4 separate regions of the Homo sapiens genome follow, and regions 1, 2 and 4 are each linked to region 3. A link is a loop called in an ENCODE intact Hi-C map of the cell type or tissue named here. Cell type or tissue: GM12878. All regions are shown on one strand.

Region 1 (5,000 bases), 300 kb before region 3:
GGTTCTAAAAGATAAGCACCTGCCATGTGCCCAGCACTGCCCTAGTGAGGTATATAGCAGGCATCAAAGCCTCAGACATTTTTGCTCTTATGCAGCTTGCATTCTAGTAGGGGAAGACAGGTGATAAGTATGGAAAATGTGGAAAGCACATAGTATGTCAGGTGGTGGCGAGTACGCTATAGAAAAGCAGGAAAAGAGGAAGAGAAGTGATAGGAGGATGGTTTCTGGAGTGGAGGGAAGCCTTATGGAGAAGGTGACTTTTGAGGACAGCTTAAGGGGGTGAGGAATGAGATGTGTGAGGAGGCTCCACTGGGATATAGAGACCTCAGAAGGCAAATTACCCAACTCTGTGAAACAGCAAGAATCAGTTAAACAAGGTGCTGCTAATAATTTGCTTTTGGCAAAACAAAAATCTGAAAACAAATTTCCTATCATTTTGACATTACTATTATAACAAAAACCTGACACAGAAATGACAGTAAGTTCCCTCTAGACTGTATGCTCCTTGAGGGCAGCCTCTTCACCTCTCCATCTCCATCACCAATTATGAGTTCTGGCCCATGAAAGGCTCTCAGCATTTATTTCCTTCTTTTTCTCCCTTCTCTTTCCCTAGCTCTCCTTCATAACCTCCATACAATTGTGGTATTTGATATTGTCTGACAGCTATCTCTTAGCTGTCATTGAGTAAATGAAATAGTGTGTACTGTTTTTCCCAGTTTATGGTTAATTTGGAAGTAACCACTTACCTTAAGAACAGATTCAGTGACACCCCAGGAGAAGTCACAGGGAAACTGGCCCTGCACATCTGGCGTGGACTCTTTTAAAGAAAAACCATTTTCTCGTATGATCTGTTTGTAGTAGTGTGCTGAAGACTTAGGTTTCCGCTCTTTCTGTTTACTGTTAAAATCCACATAAAATAATCCTCGGCGGATGGTGTAAGCATCCTGCCATTCAAAGCCATCCAGGAGAGACCAGGCAGTATAACCAAACACTCGTATTTCATCTAACCTTATTGCTGCACAGAGAAAAGAAAGCAGAGATGTTCAGAGGCCTAAACATTCTAGTTCATGTTTACAATTTCACTAACATGCCAGAGGACAGCATATTGTAAAACGAACCTTTGCCCTAATTTTCAGGTCTGCTGTATCAAATAGAAAATTCATGTTTATACTTCAAAAGTGGCAATTACTATCATCCAGATTGGTATCTCCTGATCCCCCCACTCCCACTTGGAACAAGTGTATGTCACAGTTAAAGGATCACACCTTAAATACTCCTGAGACTTGGTGTGCAAATCTGTGTCAGAGGGCATGGTAATTTCCAGAACTCTTTGGGACAAATGCATATGTGTGCTCATGACCAAGAGTTTCTTATTTCAAGTTTGAGTTGGTTCTTATTCGTGGATAAGCTATTAATTCTAGGAAACTATCCTTCAAGGAGTTAAAAAAAAAGCTGCTTTTAGAATTAACATAAATGAATGTAGACATAAGGAGGTAAAAGAAGAAAAGTGATGTAAGAGAATGGGAACTGGCTGGGCTAAAGAGCAGGGGGCTGAGGAGCTTACCCTGCTATGCTCCAGGGAGCATGCTATTGGGCAAATTTCTTGGCCTCGGTTTCCTCATTTTTAAACAAAAAAGATTGGAAAATAGGATCTCTAAGGACCTTTCTAGCTTTAAAACTCTGATTCAGTAACTTGTAGGAATTGTGTAAAAATGAAATATGAAAATCAACAGGCGGGGCGCAGTGGCTCATGCCTGTAATCCCAGCACTTTGGGAGGCTGAGGTGGGTGGATCACCTGAGGTCAGGAGTTCGAGACCAGCCTGGGCAACATAGTGAAGCCTTGTCTCTACTAAAAATACAAAAATTAGCTGGGGATGGTGGCGGGCATCTGTAATCCCAGCTACTCGGGAGGCTGAGGCAGGAGAATCGCTTGAACACAGGAGGTGGAGATTGCAGTGAGCCAAGATTGTACCATTGCACTCCAGCCTGGGTAACAAGAGCAAAACTCCATCTCAGGGAAAAAAAAACAAAAAAGAGAAAAGAAAATCAACAGCAGTCCAAACAACAAATACCCAAATTAGCCCTGAATCCTTTTTTCTTTCTTAAAAGATTTCACTTCTCTCATAGAAATGCCTCCTCATCTCTGCATTTTGGGGATTTTTGTCACTGACATTCTTTTCCTAAAATGAGGAAAGTCCAAGCCAAGAGTTTCCAAGAAGATAAATATGTTTAACAGGCTCTGGTTCTAGCCTATAGCTGTTGTAGGGTCCTAAGGAGAGGTGGAATGGTAACACCTGGGGAATGGACACCCTTTCTGCCCAAGAGCATGGCATTTGACCCAGACCCTGTAGGCAGAACCCTCAGCCTTGGCCCCTATGTGCATGGCCCGTAGCTGGGCGTGGCTCGGTTCCATGCTGTTCCTTCCTGCAACTTGGGGCGGCAGGGTCTTGCTCTCCCTCAGGACCCTCCCTGAAGGCTCTCTCCAGCAGCACCTGGGATTTTCTTCCTGGCTTGTGACTTCTAAAGAGAGCAACAGAATTTTAGAAAGATCCATGGAGAATTCCTTAATATGAGAGTGAAATAGAGCCCAACTCCAGGGAACAGAACCATCGTAACCTCAGCTTGTCTTCTGCTCCGTTGTTTCTATCAGCCACCTGTAGATGTCACTACTTGAGTAATAGAGAAGGAGTGAGGGGCTAAGTGGGGGCCAAAAGTCTCTGGGAGCAATAGAAACAACTCATTTTGTCTTCAGACCTTTTCATCATGCCGTCATGTAATAGAGTATAAAGATCACAATTTCCAGAAAAACTTTCAACATCTTGGAATAAAGTACTACTGTTAGGAAACTTTAAGCATACCTCTTTTAGCACTGTGTCCTTTATAAGGAATGAAACAGCATCTTCTTGCCAATTAAGGGTGTAGCCCTAGTCTGAAAGGATTCTGTTCTCAAACTTTTATTTTAAAAAGGACATGGGAATAACATAAAAAAGTGCTGTCAACATTGGACAATACAATGGCTGGGTGTGGTGGCTCATGCCTGTAATCCTGGCACTTTGGGAGGCTGAGGCAGGTGGATCACCTGAGGTCAGGAGTTCGAGACCAACCTGGTCAACATGTTGAACCCCCGTCTCTACTAAAAATACAAAACTTAGCTGGGCGTGGTGGCAGACACCTGTAATCCCAGCTACTCGGGAGGCTGAAGCAGAAGAATTGCTTGAACCTGGGAGGTGGAGGTTGCAGTGAGCTGAGATTGCACCACTGCATTCCAGCCTGGGAAACAAGAGTGAAACTCCGTTTCAAAAAGTAAAGAAAAAAAAATTTCAGGCTGGGTGCGGTGGCTCATGCCTGTAATCCCAGGGCTTTGGGAGGCCGAGGCGAGTGGATCACTTGAGGTCAGGAGCTCGAGACCAGCCTGGCCAACATGATGTAACTCCATCTCTACCAAAATATAAAAAATTAGCTGGGTGTGGTGGCATGCACCTGTAATCCCAGCTACTCAGGAGGCTGAAGCAGGAGAATTGCTTGAACCCAGGAGGCAGAGGTTGCAGTGAGCCAAGATTGCACTGTTGCACTCCAGCCTGGGCCACAGAGTGGCTCCATTTAAAAAAAAAATATTGGACAATACAAAAGGCCAGGCCGGGCATGGTGGCTCATGCCTGTAATCCCAGCACTTTGGGAGGCTGAGGCGGGCGGATCACTTAAGGTCAGGAGTTTGAGATCAGCCTGGCCAACATGGTGAGACCCTGTCTCTACTAAAAATACAAAAATTAGCTGGGCGTGGTGGTGGACACCTGTAATCCCAGCTACTTGGGAGGCTGAGGCAGGAGAATCACTTGAACCCAGGAGGCGGAGGTTGCAGTGAGCCAAGATGGTGCCACTGCACTTCAGCCTGGGAGACAGCGAGAAACTCCGTTTCAAAAAAAAAAAAGCCCAACAATAATAGTTACATATTCAAAGGTGACTTTAAATATCCTGTAAGTTTTTAGAATTTTTAAAAAATTAAGCAAGTGTACAACCAACCTTGAAGCACCTGGCTGAGGAAATTCTTCATCATGTAGATGGCCGTGGTGTCTTCTGTTTTCACACGACTGTCTGTGAACCAGCCATTCTCAGCAATCAAGATTCGAGGGTTGTTGTATTCCAGTTTAATCCAGTTCAGCGCTTCTCTTAAATTAAGTGAAACATTTTGTCCCATTTTAGCCATGGTGTTTAGGGGCTTGAAGTTGTTGGGTCCAAAAGAAAAGGCAAAGAAATCAGCTGTGCCTCTCATCTCATGCTTCTCTGCTTCAGAGAAAATGGGTAGAACGGAGAACAACTTCTTTCTCATCCCCTCTGGATAGTCGCCATCCCCATGGATAGGGTTGGCAAACCATCCAAGCACAGAAACCATGGATTGTTGACATTTGAATATATCCATCGTGTTTTCCGACCGGTTTGGCTCGATCCAATGAGATCCCAACGTGATCGATAACCAACCCTTCTGATGTGGGCGGAAATGTGTGTTGTAGTTATGCCAAACTTTCGAGTGAGCCTAAAAGAAGAAAATATTATTGATCTTTGTTGTCCTCACTTACAAGGGCTGTAACATGGCTGGTAAATGGCCTTTTCATGGATAAAATTAATGCAGCGTACAGTGATTCAGGGGAAAGCTGCCAGGGAGCCCTGATGACCTCAAAGTCTGTTCTCTATGCCCCTAGTGCTTCCAACCTAAAACTTCTGCTACAGGAGAGCTGGAGGCTGGCAGAAAGCCTAGTCTAGGCTCTTATTTCCCCTCTGCCTGGCTCCCTTCCTGGGCCCTCTTGGGGTAGTGTGTAGGGTTTCCTCCTCTACATAAGAAGATACATAGCAGTGATTTTTTATTTTTTATTTTTATTTTATTTTGAGACAGAGTCTTTCTCTGTCGCCTAGGCTGGAGTGTAGTGGTGCGATCTCAGCTCACTGCAACCTCCGCCTCCCAGGTTCAAGCAATTCTCCTGTCTCAGCTTCCCGAGTAGCTGGG
Region 2 (5,000 bases), 90 kb after region 3:
AACCTCCACCTCTCAGGTTCAAGCGATTCTCCTCCTTCAGCCTCCTTAGTAGCTGGGACTACAGGTACGTGGCACCACTCCCGGCTAATTTTTGTATTTTTAGTAGAGACGGGGTTTAACTGTGTTGGCCAGGGTGGTCTTGAACTCCTGACCTCAAGTGATCCACCTACCTTGGCCTCCCAAAGTGCTGGAATTACAGGCGTGAGCCACCGTGCCCAGCTAATTCATCTATTTTTCTAGGTTCAGTGGTCCTCAATTTGTGTTACATAGTCATATAGATTTGGAAAATATTACAAAATACATCCCGCTTTAAAACAGCAACTTGAACATTAGTATAGTAAATCTCCAAGAAATTCTGTAGTAAAACCAATTTTCTAATCTAGTTATCTCAAACTTACTTGAGCTCAGAATCTTGTTGCAAGAAAGGAAATATTTTCTCATTCCTTAGAACACAGTTTGGGAAATACTGTTCTAGATCATTCTAAATGTTATAAATGGATCAAGTGACTCCACTCCTTCAGAAAACTTATTAACAGTTTTATCACTCTCCTATATTGAAAAACACTGTCGTGCAAAATTCACTATTTTCCTTAGGGGCGTTTTAAAGATATTGTCAACTGCATCCCATATCTCCTTTTTTCATTAGGGCCCAGGAGGAAAATACGCCTCTCAGGCCTCATTACTGGAAAACGCCTTGGTTAGGGCAGAACTGGTTTGTTTCTAATCTTGGAATTAGAAACAAAATGAAACTTTGTTATTTTATTTTATCTTTTCAAGCAGGGGTCTCACTATGTTGCCCAGGCTGGTCTTGAACCCCTGAGCTCAAGCGATCCGCTCGCCACGGCCTCCCAAAGGGCTGGAATCACAAGCGTTAGTCACCGCGCCCAGACAAAACAGGCTGAAACTTATGTTGTTCCTTTTTCTCTTTTTACCTAGCTCCCAGGAAGCCCAAGGCCCAAACTGTGACTCATCTCTAGTACAGGATCTTTTAAATAGGAACTTGGTATTATCTTTTTTCTTGACTTTGTGTTCTTCTTTTCCTGCTCTACCTCAATTTTCCCATTTAGTTTGTTTTATCCTATGGTACTACATGGTCGCTAGATTGCTTCAAATATATAGTTTCTGGAACTATATATTGTACATATTGCATCTTCTTACAATTTCATGTTGATTCTGCCCTCCCTGCCCAATTACCCAACAACGTCAGTGTATTCATCTTTGTGTAAAAGTATTCACATAAGTCATAACAAGCCAATAGGACATACACATTCACAATGCAGTCAAATCTGTAAATGCTGAAAACCAGAAAAAAAAAAAAAAGTCATGATTGGTTTTTTGCCGCCAGAGGTCTAATAACCAAAAAGAGTTATTAAACTGTTTCCTAACAGGAAGGAGAATCAACATTTATTTAGCACCAGCAGATGCCAGGCACATAACAGCAGCTCATTTTTCAAAGCAAGCAGGAGGGGCATCCGCACATCTAACCTCTGGAAGAAGACACCAGAAACAGAATATTGGGAGGGTGCAGGGGTGGGTGGGGTGAGCCTGTCTGCCCCTTTTGTACCTTTTGAATTCTGTGAACTTGTCGACTACTGAAGAATATTTTTGAAAATGAAATGAAGCGATAAAAAACGACAGTAACGCTTTACTCTCTGACATAGCAAACTTTTACCGCCAGCTTCTGATCCCAGAGCATGCACTGAAATAAATGCCTAAATGCAAAAGTTTCACCAGGCACGCCGGGTCTCGGGAAAATGAAGTCCCCGTCTTATTCTCCACACTCCGGGGGCGAGGGTATTATTTAAAAGAAAAGCTTAAAAACTTAGGTCAAAATTGCCTGCAAGTAATAAGGAGAGGAAAAAAAAAATCCGAAATGGTTTCCAGTTTGTTTTATTGGCAGGGACAGTCCGGGAAAGCAGCAACGGGTGCACCGCAGTCCGCTCCTCACTGCCGGCCACCAGCACCGCGTCCACAACTTTCCACAACTCCAGGGCGGCCCGGGCGCCGGCTCCGGCGCTCGGGGGTGCGCAGCGGGGAGGCCGGGCCGGGGTTCGAGCCCCGGGCGCGGTGTGCGGAGGCCCCCGCCCGGCCCAGCCCCTCCGGACCCGAGGGCCTCGCAGCCGCCTCCGGGAGGGGCAGCGTCTTCGCGCCCCGCGCGCTCCGGGAGGCCGCAGCGGGGCGTGAGAGTCGCGTGGGGGCGGGAAGCGGGCCCTGCCCGAGGCGGCCCCCTCCCCGATGCCGAGAAGGAAGTCGCACTTACCGCGTCGGGCTCCGGAGGCGGCCGTGGGTCACGGCGGGCCGGGGCGGCCAGGCGGGAGGAGCGGGGGAGGCGGGGGCCGGGGCCGGCGAGCTGAGTGGGATGCTCGGCCCCTCGCGCGCCCCTAGACCCTGTCCGGGCAGCCTCATCCCCGGCGCCGGCCGGCCCGGAGCGAGCCACTCCCGCTCCGTCAGGCGGCGCCAGGCCGGGGGGTCAGAGTCCCCGGGTGGCCCCGGAGGGGGCGGGCGAGTAGGTGGGGGTAGGGGACCGGTTAGCCCGTCAGTCCCGGCGCGGCGCAGTCGGCTGCCCGCCCCGCCCCCTCCCGCCAGGCCCCGCCCCCTCGCCGGGTCGCGCGCCCGGAGAGGCCGCGGCCGCCACTGCCCCGCCGGGGGTTTCTTTGCTCTCCTGCGCGGCGTGGGGACGGCCCGAGCCGGGGAAGGGGGTGGGGGAACGGGAGCGTCTGTGGCAAGAGGAGCTAGTGGGGGAAGGGGACGTCAGGCTGGGCGGGGCTCTGGCGAGGAGGGGGCGTGGCGTAGAGGACCTGACAAAGATTCTGGTTGTTCCCCGCCCCTTGAAACTGGGGTTAGGGGAATTCCTGGGGGTGGAAGTTAGGAAGAGGTCCCTCTGCAGGGCTGGAAGGCCGTGAGAGAGGCGGCCTCTGTTGTCTCAGAGCTTAAAGGGAACTCACTAAGACTCGCCTCCCTTCTCCAGCCTCAGTAACCATTCCCCTTGCAATAATCTGATAATTAGTGTGCTCTAGGTGGTGGGTTTGTGGCATCGAAATTATGATCCTCAGCACTGTGACCATAATCATTGTTTTCCAGTGGTGGAATAATAAGAATCAGAAAAAGTAGGTTCTTTATTCATTCCTCTACCCAACATTGAACTCCTATATGCTAGGTCGTGAGAATAACAACTAATTTATTTGGCGCCTTATGAAAACACTAAAGTACTTTACATATTAATTCATCATCAGGTTTGAGCAAAACAGCTATGGTCCCTGCCCCCCGTAGCTCATGATGCATTAGGAAGGGAGGGATTTCCTTACTTTGTCTCTGAGTGATGTGTAAACCAAATGCCCACGTGCTTTCTTTTGGTTCTTAAAATAATGCCTATGTTCATTATTCGTAGATTAGTGTTTGCTACTCTGAGTTAGCTGTATGCTCTCCGTCCGTGATGGTTGAATGTGGTCATTCCCCCCCAGATGACATTTGTTCAGGAGCTCTTCAGTTTGTCTCCGTAATAAAAACCCAATGCAAGCAAAGCAAGTGGTCCAGAAGACTGATAATCAAATAACATAACCAAATTGTGGTAGCCTGGGGTGGCTGGGAGATCTATTTAGGGATGTTTTGTGCACTTCCACTTGGGGAAGTGGTTAGGAAAAAACAATATGATGTAAAAGAATGAAGTACTCACATGGACAGCTAGTTCAAAGGGAAGCGGATGGGACAATTTAAGATTGTTACAGTCAGGAAGAAGATACATCACAAACTCTCCCAAGGAGGGTTCCAACCACAAAGTACAGGATACATTTTTTATCGGAGCTATGTGGAAGAGACACCCTCCACCTCCTGTGCCATGACACCTACGCCCATAGATAAAAATGACCTCAGTAACTTTGTTTTTAAACACAAAAGACAATTGTGTAAACAAACCCACTGCTTGAATTTTTGGAATTTGGTACTACGTTTCAGCCCTTATTGGATTTTTCAGTGTTTACCTTTGTGTACATTAACCGCAATGACATTCTTCTCATAGTTGTTTTTTTTTTCTTCCCTGCTCATAGTTACTTGTTCAGTCTTGGATTTTTAGTTCAGCATTTTTCTTTCAGGTTTATAATGAGAAAGACTAGAAAAGCATTGCAATCTAATCAGATAACAATTGCAGTAAAAATTCCTGATTTAAGAAATAGGCATTCCCGGCCAGGCGTGGTGACTAATGCCTGTAATCCCAGCACTTTGGGAGGCCAAGGCAGGTGGATCACGAGGTCAGGAGATCCGAGACCATTCTGGCCAACATGGTGAAACCCCGTCTCTACTAAAAATATAAAAATTAGCTGGTTATGGTGGCACGTGCCTGTAATCCCAGCTACTCGGGAGGCTGAGGCAGGGGAATCACTTGAACCAGGGAGGTGGAGACTGCGGTGAGCCAAGATTGTGCCATTGCACTCCAGCCTGGTGACAGAGTGAGACTCCATCTAAATAATAATAATAATAATAATAAAGAAAGAAAGAAATAGGCATTCCCATACATGATCTTTTATTTTTCCTGGTGAAATATATTGTTTGTTCTATCCTGAAACTTATTTTATTTACTGATCTGTATTTTCAGCTCATTTGCTCCATCAGCCCAGTAAAAACAATTAAATAAAACATCCCCTGTGATCTGGCTGCCTCCATGGGCTCTCATGCTACTCCCAGACACTGGATTCCTTCCTCTTCTGCCAACAGGCCAAGTGCTTGCCCATGCAGCCTTCACATGTTCCTCTGTCTAGCAGGCTCTTAGCTGTTCTCACAGCTAACTCCCTCCTCCATCATGTCACTTTTCCTGACTATCCATGTAAACCTGTAACCCGCCCCCCAACTCCTCACTTCTCAGCACTGAGCACCACCTGACATATACATCTGTTTATTTATCTCTATGCTCCCACTGGAATGTAAACTTCATGAGAGCAGAGCTTTGTTTTGTTACTTTTAAATCTCCAGTGCCTATTATTCACCACATCTGTCATATAGTAGATAAT
Region 3 (5,000 bases):
TTGAGACAGGGTCTCATTCCATCACCCAGGCTGGGGTGCAGCAACGTGATCAGGGTTCACTGCAGCCTCGACCTCCTGGGCTCAATCTTCCCACCTCAGCCTCCCAAGTAGCTGGGACTACAGGTGTGCACCACCATGCTCAGATAATTTTTTATTTATTTTTTGTAGAGACAGGGACTCACTATATTGCCCAGGATGGTCTCAAACTCCTGGGCTCAAGTGATCCTCCCCACTTTGGCCTCCCAAAGTGAAGATCATTCTTTTTTTTTTTGTAAAAATTGGTATTTAGAAGCCAAGACCTGGACATGAGGTGTGTTTATTGCTATTCTCAGGCTGGCTCAGTTCAGAGTTAAGGAATATCTGTTGGTCTGTATCTGTCTACCTAAGGAATATCTGTTGGTCTATATCTGTCTACTTATCTTTCTATACACACACACGCACATATTTGCATATGTATTTATTAATCTATTATCTCTATCTTGAAAACCGTGAGTTTACAACAATATGCCGAATTCCAATTCAACACCACGGGGGTCATCCTTGTTTTTTCCTCTGCTGTATTTGTAACTTCCTTCTCCAACAGTGAAAACCTTGTCTTTCATTTTCCTTAAGATAATTACTAGTTTGATCAATCTTCTATGGAAACAATCTCCAATTTCTGCTACCACACCCACTCCGGCCCAGATGCCCATGTTTTCCTGCTTGGCTCTCACTCTCCTTTCCAGGCAGTTCTCCGTCGTGGATGGCCTCCTTGCAACGCTTGGGCTCTGAAAGCCCACACCATGCACAGGGGTGCTGTCCTCTCCCTCCCTGGGCCCTGGCTAACTAGCCACTGCAGGCTGTCCCCTGGACAGGCACCTTCCCCATCGTGCCCAGGCTCTAATCCCCCAGGTGCTGGGCTGTTCTCAGGTGTGGATATCTCCCTCATCCTACTCAGGCTCTGACAGTCCGGGCCAGGCTGCCGTGCTGTGTGGACGCTGTCCTTACTCTGATGGGGGTCTGAGACCCTGTGCCAGGTCACCCACCCTGTAGCCCACCCTCTTCACCCTGCTTGGACTCCAATACCCCACATTGGGTCACCATGAGTCCTCTCGACACCACTGTGGATGCCATCCTTCCTATACACTACCTAATGGCTTTAGGCCTGAATTATTAAGGAAGGGGCTGGGTATGGTGGCTCACGCCTATAATCGCAGCACTTTGGGAGGCTGAGGCAGGCAGATCACCTGAGGTCAGGAGTTGGAGACCAGCCTGGCCAACATGGTGAAACCGCGTCTCTACTAAAAATACAAAAATTAGCCAGACTTGGTGGTGGGCACCTGTAATCCCAGCTACTCGGGAGGCTGAGACAGGAGAATCTCTTGAACCCGGCAGGTGGAGGTTGCAGTGAGCAGAGATCATGTCACTGACTCCAGCCTGGGTGACAGAGAAAGACTCAGTTAAAAAAAAAATTATTATTATTAAGGAAGGGAAATGATTTTTAAAAATAAACTTTAAATTATTTAAGTACTATCTATGTTTTGAGTAGATTTTTTTTCATGTCTTTGAGCTACCTTAGCTCTGAGAACATAGTGGCGATCTCACACACACACACACACACACACACACACACACACGTGTTAGAATGAATTGAATCACTGTCCCTTTTTGGACCATATCATAATTCGGCCGTGTCTGGTACTGCTGATAAACATATACGCCAGTTTGTTTGTTTTTTGAGATGGAGTTTTGCTCTTGTTGCCCAGGCTGGAGTGCAATGGTGTGATTTCGGCTTACTGCAACCTCTGCCCCCCAGGTTCAAGTGATTCTCCTGCCTCAGCCTCCCAAGTAGCTGGGATTACAGGAGCGCACCAACACGTCCGGCTAATTTTTGTATTTTTAGTAGAGACAGGGTTTCACCACCTTGGCCAGGCTGGTCTCGAACTCCTGACTTCAGGTGATCCACCCGCCATGGCCTCCCAAAGTGCTAGGATTACAGGCATGAGCCACCGCGCCCGGCCCACACCAGTTTTTAATTAGTGCTTCTCATCTACAAATCCAGTCTTCATTACCTGCTCAGTCAACGTGGACATGAGCCTTTTTCTCCTTCGCCAGTCTGCACAGTGCTAATTTTGTCGGTAGAGGGTGCTGGAGACATTGCAGAAGGAAGGGGAGAGGCACTCTGCTGCGGGTTCTGAGCGTCCCCGCCCACTACTGATTAGCTGGGCCATTTCTCAGGGTTGTGTTTGCAGCGAGAAATCTCCAGGACAAAGAGCAGGATAGCCTACCACTTACTATAAAAGCAGTGGATTTCCCAAGCTCCGTGGATTTCCACCTGGGATCCTCTGTCTTGTTCCTGTGGGAATTGAAGGGCACAGGGAAGTGACCCCAACACGATATTCCTACTGCTTTCTGTGCCTTCAGTAATAAAATCCTTTTCCTTCAACCCATGGATGTCTTCTGCCAGCATCCATGAAACCATAACAGGTCAGCTTATTAGCTCCAGTAGGGCAAAAGCAAATCTCAGATCCTGATAACCAGCCAATCCTTTCTGAGTCCAATCCTCTGTTATGGGACATGATTATTTATTTAAAATCTTCCCTGTTCAGATTACCCTGTGATTTCTGTCTCCCAACTGGACTCTGTCTGATACATCACAGCAGCAGACGCATCCTCCTTAGGTGGCTATTCATAGTCCTTAGAATTGTAAAGCATTTGGCTCCCTTCAATGACATGAAACTTCTAATAATGGGTTTATGACTTCCTGCTAATGGCTCATGCTCTCATTTCCATTCATGACTGCTCCACTCAGCATCCCTGCTCTCTGCTTTATTGACAGCAACAGCCCTCTGCACCCAAGTCATTAACTATGCCATCCTTTCTAAAATGCCCTTCTTTTGTCCTTTCACAGAACATATTTAAAAAGAAAATAGAAAGGCACTTATGAAACCTCTCTGTGTGTGTATCCATTCAGGCACACCATAGGCAGAATTATATAGCCTGTTTCTACTCACTAAAAGTAAAAACTTAAAATGTAGCACAGATGTGGTGAGGATGTATCTTGGCATCAAGTATGTATCATCCTGTGTAATGTAGACAGCTTAAACTCACCTCCATGTAGCAATCTTGCAAAGATTTTTTAAAAGGCTCTAAGGTCATACAGATCTGGTTGGTTTTGAAATTTGGCTCTGACATTTACTAGCTAGTTTGCGTATCATTAACTGGGAATAGTCATATCTACTTCATACAGCTGTTGTAAAAATTAAATGAGTTAACATACATATGAAATGCTTACTTAGTACAGTGTCTGTCACATATCAAGTTGACTCAACCTCCCTATGTTAAAATAATCAAATGAACAAGTCTAAAGCAATTTAATAAAATATGAATTTTTAACTCAATTTCACTTAGGTGCCTCCACAGCTAAGATAGTCCCTAATTGTTTTCAGACCCAGAGAAAACTTTCTCAGAGGCTCTTAGAGACTTTCTCAGGGTGGCCCTGACATGTGGAGCTCAGGCCCTCATTCCTCGGTCTTTCACCCCATGCTCTCTTCTTTCAATTACTTTCTTATCATTGGAAGCTTTACCTTGGCTTACCATTTTCTTTGCTAGTATTTGCTACCATTTTCTTTGTAGTTTTTTCCCTCATTCTCATCCTCTCGGAGGCCTCATATTCTAGGTGACGGAAGAATGATCCCCCATGCACAGGTTGGAAATGTTTTCTGTAAATGTCAAGAAAAAGATATAGTCGCTGTCACAGCTATTCAACTTTGTTGTCATAACACAAAAGCTGCTACAGACATCAACAAATGAGCATGTCTGTGTTCCAATAAAACTTTATTTATAAAAACAAATAGCAGACAGAGTTGACCTGTGGGCTGTAGTTTGCTGACTATAGAGCTATAGTTTCTAGGTCTTTTGACCTAGAATGCTGAGGTATAATATTATATTGGGCATTTTTCTCTATCTTTGTCCTTCAGAAAGGTGCTCATTTAAATATGTATTTGTTTGGGAACTTTGCCTTACTACAGATAAAAAATTTTTTTTTAATTAAAAACTTTTTTTTTTTTTTTTAGGAAATGGGGTCTTGCTATGTTGTCCAGGCTGGTTTTGAACTCCTGGCCTCAAGCAATCCTCCTGCCTCAGCCTCCCAAAGCACTTGGGTTACAGGTGTGAGTCATACAGATGAAACCCTTAATTTTAAGTATATTCCTTATGCCAATAATACTTATCACATTTTTATCATGAACTTTAATTGAATAGTTCTACCTGGCTCCCTGGGAGTCTATACTCACAGGTTATTATATGAATGTACATAATTCAGTGCAAAAAAATCTTTAGCTCAAATCTTAAAGCACAATGTAATTAGTTGAAAAAATGACAATGTGCTAAATACCATTAACTATGCAGTATCAGCAAACAACCAAGAATCATAAATTAGCATAATTTTTAACACTTTGATTTAATCTAAAACATCTGCTGGATAAGCCAAAGAAAAATTGACCTGAATAATTTTTATTACTAACAAGAGAGAATAATTTTAAAATTATGACTATTAAAATATATAATATTAAGTTATTATTTTATTATGGTCAGACGACTTGTCACCAGTGTGCAGATGTGGATGGACTGTGGTTTTGATTCCTGCGACTAGACTATCATTTAACATTTTTAGGTATTACAATACTTTCTGAAATGCTCATTATTTAACAGATTATAGTAATGGCAGTCAATATAGTGAGCAATATGAAAGACTAGATAGAATTAGAGAAGAAAGTCTTTCACCATATTTTGAGTAATTATAGAATTGCTTAGTGTAATGAAATGAACACGTTTTAGCATTGTTGAAGGGAATATGAATGAGAAATGTACTAAAATTGTGTAGCTAGGGCGTTTCCCTTGTGCTATTTTCTGTGGGCATTTATTTTTCTGCTTAAATACCTTTCAGAAAGATAGTCTTCCTTGACTGGTAGAAAATGACAATGAAAATATCAAGGCCTAGAGTTTTCTTTTCCTTTCTT
Region 4 (5,000 bases), 140 kb after region 3:
CCGGAGTAGCTGGGATTATAGGCGTGCGCCACCACGCCCAGTTAATTTTTTGTATTTTAGTAGAGACGGGGTTTCATCATGTTGCTCAGGATGATCTCAGTCTCTTGACCTCGTGATCCACCCGCCTTGGCCTCCCAAAGTGCTGGGATTACAGGCGTGAGCCACTGAGCCCAGCCAGGAAAAGGAATTAAAAGCAAATCACGAATGCTACCAGATTCAAGGGGAAAGGAATTAGATTCCTTAATGAGCAAATGGTGAAGTTTTTAGGGTAACATGTGTGTTATGGATTGAATTGGGTCCTCTCAAATTCACATGTTGAAGTCCTAACCCTCGATACCTCAGAATATGACATTATTTGGAAATACGGTCATTGTAGATGTAGTTAAGATGAGGTCATTAGGATGGGCCCTAATCCAATATGACTGATATTCTTACAAAAAAGGAGAAGTTTGGACACAGAGACATGGACACAGGGAGACTGACATGTGAAGATGAAGGCAGAGAGCAGGATGATGCATCTCCAAGTCAATGAATGCCAAAGGTTATCAGCAAACCACCATTAGCTAGGAGAGGGGCTCAGCCCTCAGAACAAATCAACCGTGCCAACACCTTGATCTCACACTTCTAGCTTTAGAACTGTGAGACAAACTTCTGTTCTTTTCTTTTTTTTTTTGAGACTGAGTCTCCTTCTGTTACCCAGGCTGGAGTGCAGTGGTGCAATCTTGACCCACTGCAACGTCTGCCTCCCAGGTTCAAACGAGTCTCCTGCCAAGTAGCTACACCTGCAGGCACACATCACCACGCCTGGCTAATTTTTGTATTTTTAGTAGAGATAGGATTTTGCCATGTTGGCCAGGCTGGTCTCGAACCCCTGACCTCAGGTGATCTGCCTGCCTCGGCCTCCTAAAGGGCTAGGATTACAGGCAGGATCGCCGTGCTTGGCCCAAACTTCTGTTCTTTAAACCCCCCAGTTTATGGTACTTTGTTACAGCAGCCCTAAAAAACTAGTACAGTGTGGAATGGGAAATATTGTTGTGACCATATTGGTCACACAATACAGTCTGTCCCACAAGTCACTGGGGAAATGTGTGTATTTTCTTTTAGATGCTCCAATCCTATTCCAACACTACCACAACCTGGTTTTCATGATCTTAAAAAATATAACCACCTTACTGATTATTTTTAGGTTGGCTGCAGTGGCTCACGCCTGTAATCCCAGCAATTCAGGAGTCTGAGGAGGGAGGATCCCTTGAGTCCAAAAGTTGGAGACCAGCCTGGACAACATAGCAAGACCCAATCTCTACAAAAAATTAAAAAAATTAGCTGAGCATAGTGGCATACACCTGTAGTCCCAGCTACTCAGGAGGCTAAGGTGGGAGGATTGCTTGAGCCCGGGAGGGTGAGGCTGCAGTGAGCCATGATTACGCCACTGCACTCCAGCCTGGGAGACGGAGTGAGACCCTGTCTCAAAAATATGTATATATTTTTAGTGTAGGAAACTTCTTGTTTCTACTTTCTTGTATAGAAAGGAAGAGATTTAGTTTTGAATTGTATGTGTTTTCTTGCTATGTATTAATATTTTGCAAATAACATTTTCTTAATCACTTTCTAGTTCTTATCAGGAGAGGATCAATGGAAGTGAAAGCAAATGATTTTCATTCACCTTGTCAGCACTTTAACTTCAGTGTAGCTCCTCTGGTTGACCACTTGGAGGAATATAACACTACCTGTCATCTAAAAAACCACACTGGAAGATCAACAATCATGGAGGATGAGCCAAGCAAGGAGAAATCGATAAACTACACTTGTAGAATCATGGAATACCCGAATGATTGTATACACATTTCTTTGCACCTAGAGATGGATATAAAAAGTAAGTTTTTAAGGAAACTAAAGGGAAAAGGAGTTATCCGATATAGATATGTAAAATTAAGTAAGGGCTATCACATTAACTGAAAGCCAAATAGCTGAAGAATTTTACTGATGAAATAATATAGCCTGAAAGAATGTTAGTCTATTTATCTGTTTATTTTTCTTTCAAAATATGCTTTTTATGGGGCCTACCTGTAACCTGAGAAAGAGGAGGCATTTATGGGTCACGATTTGAGGAGCACTGGAAAGACCTTCTGCCTCAGAATAATTTTTTTTTATTGTTGCAGTGGGGTGGTGGTGGTTGTTTGAGACAGGGTCTCACTCTGTTGCCCAGGCTGGAGTGCAGTGACACGATCACTGCTCACTGCAGCCTTGACTTCCCCGGGCTCAGGTGATCCTCCCACCTCAGCCTCCTGAGTAGCTGGGACTACAGGTGTGCACCACCACACCTGGTTAATTTTTTGTATTTTTAGTAGAGACGGGGTCTTGTCATGTTGCCCAGGCTGGTCTTGAACTCCTAGGCTTAAGCAATCCACCTGCCTTGGCCTCCCAAAGTGCTGGTATTACAGGTATGAGCCACCACAGAATAACTTTGAAACATGCCTATTTTCTGTGAGTGAAATAATACCACCATATTTGTGTACTAAAGGGAGGCATTTCTTTTAAAATATGAATATTGGCTGGGTGCGGTGGCTCACACCTGTAATCCCAGCACTTTGGGAGGCTGAGGTGGGAGGATCATGAGGTCAGGAGTTCGAGACCATCCTGGCTAACACAGTGAAACCCCGTCTCTACTAAAAATATAAAAAATTAGCTGGGTGTGGTGGCATTTGCCTGTAGTCCCAGGTACTTGTGAGGCTGAGGCAGGAGAATCGCTTGAATCCGGGAGGCGGAGGTTACAGTGAGCCGAGATCGCGCTGCTGCACTCCAGCCTGGGCAACAGAGTGAGACTCTGTCTTGAAAAGACAAAAAAAAATATATATATATATAATATATTATATATTATATATATATTATATATATATAATATATATATATTATATAATATATTATATAATATATTATATATATATGTAGCACATTGTGATATGCTATTAAATTTTTGTTTTGAGTTGATTTAACATGTTCTCTCTTGGAGCTGAGAACCAGGCCTGGATGAAATGGGAGTTTGCTGTAATGCTGTGAAGATAGGGTGAGGTACAGATTAGGCACCTAGAGGAAAAAATAGGAGATTAAAAGACAAATCTTACATACTTGCATAACTTAATTCTGTTTAAGGTTGGTTAACTTCCTAGTTACCCTATTCTGAAATACCACAATTATTCCTTTCTACTAAGCAGTATGCCCTACTTCACCCAAAAAATCTATTCCTGGAGAGCATCTTTTGATACATGCATTTAATGAGTGCCTGCTGTATGCTAGGCAGTGTGTCAGGTGTTGGGGTCATGAAGTTAGATGATATGAAACAATCTGAAAGAGGGCGACCCCTCACCTACACCAGCAAGTGCCTTCCAGTGCCACAGGTGCTATGGGAGAGTAATTTGCTGTCCTTTTTGATATTCCAGACATACGGAAGCCTTTCAGATTGCTTTTCTAAAGCTTTAATTATTGTAAAGGTAATGATTTTCAAAATATTACATTCACTTTAAAGCAAACAGAAATATATAATGTGCACGCATTTTTAAGATAAAATGTGAGACTTCAAAGAAATTTCTCCTGTGACTAAGTTTTCCCACGGCCCTATAACCTCTGCAATTAGGGGTCATTTCAAGGTGTGTGCATGAGTGGGGGCTATGGAAGAGGATCTGAGTAGATCTGAACAGAAGGATCAGTTCCCTCTGATTGAGGAGTGAATGAATTGGAAGATGGACTCTGGAAAGATTGCCTAGAGAAGGTGACTGTAGTGAAATCTGAAGGGTAAAGAAGTTTAGATTATAGACATCAAAAACATATTTTTTTCAATGTACATTTGTATATCCACCTAACTGTATTTTATATTTTTTCTAAAATAAAGAAAAAATAAGCACTTCCATAATAATAATTTTAAGATTTTTGTGTGTGTGTTCATGGAAAAAAATCCATAAATTCTAGAATCAAAGTGAAATAATAGTTAACAGCTTTTGGGTGTCCACAAAGATAGCAGTGGTGCACAAATATGTACTCTTGTATTCTGCGAAAAGTATATTCATTTTGCCATGGGTAGAAAGTTAAAGGTGGCTGGGCACGGTGGAGGCTCATGCCTGTAATCCTAGCACTTTGGGAGGCTGAGGTGGGTGTATTGCTTGAGCACAGGAGTTCGAGACTAGCTTGGACAACATGGTGAAACCCTGACTCTACAAAAAGGATGAAAATAAGCTAGGTGTGGTGCACACCTTTAGTCCCAGCTACTTCAGAGACTGAGGCAGGAGGACTGCTTGAGATAGGGAAGACAAGGCTGCAGTGAGCTGTGATTAGGCCACTGCACTCCAGCCTGGGTAACAGAGTGAAACACTGTCTCAAAAAAAAAAAAAAGAAAAGAAAAGAAAAGAAAAAGACAGTTAAAACTTTATTCATAGTTTACTCTGCTGTGCAAAAACTAATTTGATCTTGCTTAAAAGCCTTCTTAACTGGGCGAGGTGGGTCATGCCTGTAATCCTAGCACTTTGGGAGGCCAAGGTGGGTGGATCACTTGGGGTCAAGAGTTCGAGACCAGCCTGACTAACATGGTGAAACCCTGTCTCTACTAAAAATACAAAAAATTAGCCGGGCATGGTGTCATGCGCCTGTAAACCCAGCTACTCGGGAGGCTGAGGCAGGAGACTCGCTTGAACCCGGGAGGTGGAGGTTGCAGTGAGCCGAGATCGCACCACCGCACTCCAGCCTGGGTGACAGTGAGACTCCCTCTCAAAAAAAAAAAAAAAAAAAAAAACCAGAAAACAAACCAAAAAAACAAAGCAACAGCAACAACCAACTTTGTACTTTGGTGGGAGTAAAAGCCTTCTCCATCAGGGGGTCAAACTAAATGTGATCCAGTCTGGCAAATTTACTCTGAGATAATAATTTAAACTGTTCCTCGATGTTCCCCCCAGATTTCTGTCTGTTTCCCCTTGCTCCTCTCTAAGAAGGCTGCAGGGATGGGTGGGCAGCAC

What was found. Hi-C counts contacts between places; a loop is a spot of excess contacts. Peaks named below come from ENCODE experiments on the same cell type or tissue, not always from the same donor. Only the 100,000 strongest peaks of a DNase experiment are listed, where the experiment ranks them.
Region 1: it touches region 3 in a loop (2.4-fold over the local background); 2 of 110 quality-filtered maps call a loop at or near these places.
Region 2: it touches region 3 in a loop (5-fold over the local background); 17 of 110 quality-filtered maps call a loop at or near these places.
Region 4: a loop joins it to region 3, with 4 times the contacts of the local background. A loop is called at or near these places in 5 of 110 quality-filtered maps.

The regions. Positions count from the first base shown.
Region 1 is chr4:39,433,742-39,438,741 of GRCh38, reverse strand. It overlaps KLB (klotho beta), which reads right to left. Exons shown (of 5, transcript NM_175737.4): 2 at 4,022-4,532; 3 at 747-1,015. Among named protein-coding and RNA genes, the nearest start is that of RPL9, 23 kb to the left of the region's middle. In GM12878, a CTCF peak has its summit at 2,662 (motif pointing right); no DNase peak of the experiment used is centred here.
Region 2 is chr4:39,042,357-39,047,356 of GRCh38, reverse strand. It overlaps a transcript of KLHL5 not described here. Among named protein-coding and RNA genes, the nearest start is that of TMEM156, 12 kb to the right of the region's middle. RefSeq lists a silencer at 2,021-2,750. In GM12878, no CTCF peak of the experiment used is centred here; DNase peaks (open chromatin) are centred at 1,294, 2,776, 3,376 and 3,715; H3K4me3 peaks cover 3,709 bases; H3K27ac peaks cover 3,377 bases.
Region 3 is chr4:39,132,622-39,137,621 of GRCh38, reverse strand. It overlaps a transcript of KLHL5 not described here. Among named protein-coding and RNA genes, the nearest start is that of WDR19, 47 kb to the left of the region's middle. RefSeq lists a silencer at 2,011-2,060. In GM12878, a CTCF peak has its summit at 2,113 (motif pointing right); a DNase peak (open chromatin) is centred at 2,151; H3K27ac peaks cover 272 bases.
Region 4 is chr4:38,990,611-38,995,610 of GRCh38, reverse strand. TMEM156 (transmembrane protein 156) reads left to right here. Exons shown (of 7, transcript NM_024943.3): 3 at 1,613-1,873. Among named protein-coding and RNA genes, the nearest start is that of TMEM156, 39 kb to the left of the region's middle. In GM12878, no CTCF peak of the experiment used is centred here; no DNase peak of the experiment used is centred here.